Linked DNA regions of Homo sapiens: region 1 is linked to region 2. Evidence: chromatin contacts called from ENCODE Hi-C data. All regions are on one chromosome and are shown on one strand. Each heading gives the region's core, a stretch centred on a gene start or an enhancer-like site at or near the end of the contact. The rest is flanking DNA. Distances are from core to core; before and after follow the strand shown. Region 1 has its middle 95 kb from the start of LINC01376. Region 2 holds the start of LINC01376 (long intergenic non-protein coding RNA 1376).

The links. Hi-C counts contacts between places; a loop is a spot of excess contacts on that map.
Region 1: a loop to region 2 is called in a map of HepG2, with 2.3 times the contacts of the local background. The contact joins the enhancer-like site here to the promoter of LINC01376 in region 2. A Hi-C loop is called at or near these places in 1 of 168 maps with a recorded cell type or tissue (HepG2).

Annotation. Positions count from the first base shown.
Region 1 is chr2:19,120,179-19,123,556 of GRCh38, forward strand. No RefSeq gene overlaps it. Among named protein-coding and RNA genes, the nearest start is that of LINC01376, 95 kb to the left of the region's middle. Within about 2 kb of position 1,298, at least 5 of the 41 ENCODE cell types and tissues checked have a DNase peak (open chromatin) inside an H3K27ac peak, as active enhancers do.
Region 2 is chr2:19,025,663-19,028,948 of GRCh38, forward strand. It overlaps LINC01376 (long intergenic non-protein coding RNA 1376), which reads right to left and starts at 1,309. Exons shown (of 4, transcript NR_135287.1): 1 at 979-1,309. All of the region lies in intron 5 of LOC105373456 (a long non-coding RNA gene), which reads left to right.

The DNA of each region.
Region 1 (3,378 bases), core at 48-2,547, 95 kb after region 2:
GCACAGTTACTAAGATTATGTTTGAAAATATTTCATAGGAGTCCAAAATCACAATGCCATCCTAAAACAAATGTTTATTAACCAGCTATTCCATCAGGCTGGTTGAGAAAGAGCGTGTTATACATACATCTCATGATTTATTCTTCAGAGCAAACTTATCTGGAAGAGGGAACAGAAACTCAAAGAAGTTGTCTAAGGTCCAGTACCAGTATTGTCAGAGCAGCGAATTGTCATCCACCAGATATCATTGTATTCTTCTGTTTCAGCTCCTCTCATACAGCGTTTGCCTATGAGTATAGTGTTTGTCTCACTTTATGAGTCCTCTTCACTCGGTGGTGATCATGTGGAGGACAGAATCGTGGAGGACAGAATCATGGCAGATAGTGCTTGAAACCCCTAGAGTAACCCCAAAAGATCTGGGCACAGAGCTTTTGAAAACTTGATTTTAAAAAGAATTTAATATTTGTACTAAATATATACATATTGATCAGTATCTGAATATGTTAATTTCTACATGCACCATTTGCCCAATATTTCATTTCTGATTTAGAAATTTTAGAAAGCACAATATGTGTGCATCTTTAGAAGTATAATTGTAGTCAGCACAATGTAAATTTTTGAAGAGTAAAAACATTTATACTTCAGGAACACAGTATCCCTGGGCAGAGACAAAAGGTACTTACATATATGCCAACTGACAAATGGAAAAATAAGGTCACCAAAGAAACTGTTACAATGGGAATCTTGTGTTTCTGATGTACATGTTCAGTTGGAGACATGAAATTTTCAAGAATCTCCGTCTACAGGAATGATGCCAGCTCTTCTCTCCTGCACATCCTCTCTGTGGATTAATCATCAGGCCCTGGTAACCACAATGTGACCACTATGTGAGGCGCCTTCTTCCCCAAAACAATGAAGTTCTGTCCGATTGTCTTTGGGAGGCATTTACAGCTCGAGGACATTGCTCTGTTTCATTGAAAGTACTCAGCGCTAGCGTCTTGGGACATGGCTGGAAGGGGTGTTGAGCCCGATTGGGTAATAACAGATGTTTCAGTGGGACACTGAGACATTCATACTGCAGGGCACCCAGCAGGGACACATTTTGAAAGGTGAGGAAAAGAAGAGGGAGCTTCACAGAGCATAGTGTGAGCATGCAGACCTATTACTCTGATACAGCCATGAGTGTCACAATCCCAAGTCCCCAGTGGGGTCTTCCCTATATAAAGGCTACATGAGGGAAAGAAGTCCAACTGCTAGATCTTCAACTCTGTTTCAATAACTGAGGAGATAAAATAGTTTCTGTTCATCTGGCTGCATAGGGTTCTGGAATGCAGTAGCTCTGCCCGAGGGGTCACTGCAGAGCACACAGAGGAACATTGTCATTCCCAGAAGAATGTGGCAGCCGCCCTGCACAGTAGGCTTGCCCCCCTCCACCCCCATATCTAAGAGCAGCAACCAAGAGTTCTTAAAATAATAAACAGCTGGCTGTGGGCTCGCTACACAAACTCCACAATTCCGGTACAATTCGACTTGACTGAACAGGTCTTAGACCACAGCACAGGAAACTCCAAGGTCCAAAGGCCTCCCACCCTTGCCCACCATGCCTGGGCACCCTTTAGAATGATTGTCCCAAAGCTTTGTGTCTGGGAGAGTCTCTTCTAGGAAGCAGCCAAGTGCAGAGGAATTCAAAGGCCTCTGTCTTGCTCTCTGTCTTCAGAGTATGGAACTACAAAGGTGGCCGGGGCTCTGAGTCTCTGCAGACCCTCAGAGCTGAAAGCAGAGACAACATCAGGGGAAGATGAGACAGAGCAGGAATCTAGATTCGGCTTATAGCAAAGACCCCTCTCCTGAACTTCTAGAGTGATACTGGGGCAAGCTGACAGTTACAGACTTATCTGCAGTCAGAAAAGCGAAAACAACAGAAGATGGGGAATCAAAGAAGCTGAAATTTGTTTCTGGCTCTGTCATCTGCAGATCATGTCACTCTGGATAGATTATTTAACTTTTCTGTGCCTCAGTTTTTCCATCTATAAAATGGGGATAATAGCAAACTTGTCCTGGGTGCCATGCCCATAGTAGATAACTAATAAATATGAATTATTTAATTAATTAGTGATTGAATGACTAGTACCTACCTCAAAGTTGCTTTGAGGATTAACTGAGGTTAATCTGTGACACTTGTTTCATAAATGGTAAGTCGTGCAGCATTCAGAAAGCACTGCAAAGAAACTGACCTCACTAAGAAGCCCTGAGAAGGGTTTCACAAAATGTGGGGTTTCACAAAATGAGAGCTGCTGAACATTCATTAAATGATATATTAACAGGTATTCAGCAGGGGAAAGTTTCCATGCAACAATATTCAAAACATTGTGAGATAAATTTAGATGGGTTTGGTCCTATATGACTTCTCAGGGTGTGTTGTAAATTTCCAAAAGAAATAAGATGCAGCTTTTTCTAAGCCCACTTGACTGTTGAATCCTTTTCACAAGGTTCTCAAGAAGTGGTGATACATTAGAAGACCCGGCTGGGGAAATGTACTTGTCTGTTCCCGCATTGCTCTAAAGAAATACCTGAGACTGGATAATTTATAAAGAAAAGAGGTTTAATTGGCACATGGTTCTGAAGGCTGTACAGAAAGCATGGCTGGGGAGGCCTTAGGAAACTTACAATCATGGTGGAAGGCGAAGGGAAAGCAGGCACATCTTACATGGCCAGGGCAAGAGTAAGAGAGAGAAGGGGAGAGGGGTCACACACTTTTAAACAACCAGATCTCATGAGAACTCTATTAGGAGAACAGCACCAAAGGAGGAAATTTGTCCCCATGATCCAGTCACCTCCCACCAGGCCTTACCTCCAACACTGGGGATTACAATTTGACATGATATTTGGGCGGGGACACAGAATCAAACCATATCAGGAAATGACTGTTCTAGCCAACCCTTGGGAAGAAGGAGGTCCCACAGAAGCCCCACTATGAAATAACCACCTTGTTTTGGGGTTGTGTATATATTTGCCTCCTTTTCTTTGCCAGACATTCTCCCAAGGCTACAGCCAGTGCAGTGTATTATAGGCAATCAGCATGATATGCTTAAGCCTAAATTGTCTTTCATTTGTAAAATGGAAACAAATATTGAGAAAGAAGACACATCCTCCAGATCTTTGAGCTCCCATCCCACCAATATCTAGGGTGCCTTCCACTGGTGGCAGACTGTGCACACAACTTTAGCACCTAAGTCAGAGCCACATCCACAGAGGTTAAAGTGAAGGACCTGGGTAACAATAACAGCCCTACTTCTACGAGATGGAAGAGCTAAGGTGAATGAGCCCTATTATTTTCTTGGGGTCCGTGACACTGGGAGAGCCAGCAAAAGTCCATGC
Region 2 (3,286 bases), core at 59-2,558:
CCCACCCTACTCTTAATTGGCCTTCCTGAGCTGCAGTTTCTTAAACTGTGAAATCTAGCTTCTCTACTGTGGATGATTTTGCTTACCAGATGTGTATATGTTCCTTTATATTTCCCTGCCTTTCAATTACGTCAGGTTATATGATATTTTAACCAATGAACTGTGAACAGAAGTGTCAAGATAGGTATCATTCAGAGCGTCCCCGTCTTTCTCTTCCCATAAAGAACATGTGTTTGAGACAGTATAGTTACAAGGTGAAGGAGGATTTTACATATGCAGGAAATACATCTTTACTTTGTTAAGCCCCTGAGATTGGGGAATTTGTCTGTTGCAGCGTCTAGGATTAATAATCATACTAACATACTGAGAGTGTGAAGTTCTTAGTAGGATTAAACAGGTTATTTCCATACAAGCATGAGCACAGTGTCTGAGAGAAACAGGCATCAGTCACTGTGAAGTAAGATTGTCATTAAGATGGATAAATAATTTTACAAAATTGAATAGTTATATTGAAAGAAAAAATGTCTGGAGAACAGAAAATCTTGGTTCTAGAGTTGTACAATTTTAGACTTGGACTTAGAAGCTATTTAATCTAGTATTTTCCAAACGATCTGGTTATAAACAACAGGTTCTTAAGCAGAAAATACAGATTTCTGGGCCCATCTCCACTTACAATGAATCACAATCTCTAGGGAAGAAGTGTTGATTTGAATTGTTTTGTTGGTTTCCAAATGGAAGGAAAGTGAGGCCGGGGAAGTTGATGACTTTTCTAGGGCCACAGAACTGATTATTGACATGTTGGAACTAGAACCCAGCTTCCACAGAGCTGCATGCTTTCCTTCTGGGATCACATAATAATGTCCTAATAGAGTGAGACCAGGACTGACCCTTTGTCCCTCTATCTCTGATAAATCATGTCAAGACCTGCAAATGATTTTACCCCTTAACAATGAAAAGAAGATGTAATTTTAAAATTACCTTGGATGTACAGTGAAAGCAGCATTCCCATAATCAATCATCCAAAATCACGGGGTTATTTGGAGCTATTTGAAGGAAAGTAAATTGAAAACATGTTGTTAAACAATGCACTAAAGAGTTATCAAATCATAAACATCTAGATTACTTTAACATGTTGATTATTCCACATTTAGGGTCTCCTTACAAAGCAACTCTGGCCATGAAGAGACCTGGAAAATTCAATGAATCCCTTTCTAAGTTGTTAACTGTACTGAGTTGAATCATTTGGCTATGTGGGAACATATGTTAAAGTAAAAAAAAAAAAAAAAGCTATATATTACATATATATTCTTTTTGGAGCTATTATTCACACTTTTCACTAAGCAGAAGACACAGAGGCCTGCTATTAGGACATGTCTCTGAGGATACAGAAATAGTTTGGGGAGTACAGTGGTATAATATTGAACACATTAAAACCTATCTGGAGCTTTGGAAATCAAATATGCAGACATTCCATAATGACTCTTGGGTTTTAGCATAATTCCTGAACCTGAAAATTCATAACTAAATAATGGCAGGACATTTATGACATAAAATGCCTTAAACCATTTGTTTATTATTATATGTGGATTTTGAGTTTTATGTTTAAGAAAATTGAAAGCCTACCCTTTCTTTTTTTTCCCACTTTGGAAGAGTGATATACCAATTACCTTTGAGAGACTTTGTTTTTCTTCCTGGAAGAGAGCTAAACCAGGACTGAAGTTTATGTCAAGGAATCCATTTGGTTATCAAATCTGTGATCATGCGCTCTTATTAAACTAAACCAAATTAAGTTAATATTTGTTGAAAAATAAATGATGTAATTCGTGAAGAACTCTGTTTTACTCCCAGGATGGTGGCCTGTTTCTTCAAAGTAGCCTGTGAGAAAACAAAGTCTGAAATAGTTCTTTAAACTGAAAAGAGGAAATTGTTTTGAGTGTGACAGGTGTCTAGAGGGATCACTACCCTTGAGTGATCTTTGATCTCGGGGTTATCGTTATAAGACTAAATTATATATGCAATTTTCCTGAGACCAAATTCAATGACTGAACTCTAAAATTAATCTGGATATTATTTCTTCTTGGAGTTCTAAAACAAGGCCAGGGAAGATTAGAAGCCACTCATCTGACTGAGACGCATCCTCTGACTTTTCTTGGAATGGATTCCTTATGTGGACAAAATGTGATTTGAATTGCATCTGGTTACTGTTTTTAGAAAATGTTGTTGAAATTCAAACTGAGCCTGTGTACCGTGAGCTGATTTATCAGTGCCTGCCCATGTGAGAACCAGAAAGGAACTAGGAGGTGTAACTGTGGGGAGGTCGCTCTGGGGTCTTTCATCCAGGTTACCTATTAAAGGGGCAGGTCTCCAGGCCAGAAGGAGCAAATGCAGTACACTCCTAGAGGGAAAAGCCTTCTCTTGAGGCTCTGAGAACTGCTAGAGAAGAAACAACAGCAGCATGGTGGAACGAAGACAGAATTTGAAATCAAACACAGCTAAATCTTAAGCCTAACTCCACCATGTATGAGATACATGACTTTTAAAATTAAGTTTTGTAACCTCTCTGAGCCTCAGTTTTCCTACTGGCAAAATAGGAGTAATATTGCCTGCTTTGTTGCGATGTGAGAATTAACAGGGGATTTTATGCATAGTATCTGACATCTGGTAGGTCCTCAAAAATTAAAAAAAAAAATAGTACATCTGCAATCACCTTATCAGCAAATAACATATATTGAATATTTATTATGGGTCAAGCACTATACTCCTTTACCTCCTGTTGATATCTACCTGGACACCTAGCATTAGTGGATACTCAAAAATAAGTCATAAACTGACAAAATGATGGATGAGTCTCCTTTTCCTATTGACTTTCTTTGGCTATGAAAGCACAAATAGGCAAGACCAGAGGGGAAACGTCCACGTGTTCTGTTGTGGATCCCTCAGTGCACGCAAAGCTGTGGGTTTCCAGAGGAACGGTCCCCTCATCACTTCAGTTTCCTGCTCTTGGGTGGATTGCAATGCCCCGCTACTGGGGTAGTAGCCTTCATTTTGTGTACTGTGGTCTTGCTTCTTCTGAATCCAGAGGGTAAAAACTCAAACACCATCTAAAAATGTCAAGTTCTATTTTGCTTCAAGAGCTCCTGAGGGCTGGGCAGAGGTTTTGCAGTTTCACCACAGGCATTTACAAGGGCCGCACACTTTGGCAGAACTAAGTCTCCAGATAGCCTAACCTCTCCAGACCTAGAATGCAGCTGAATTTTAGGGGTCGTGAAAGGGGGGAGTTTCTGGG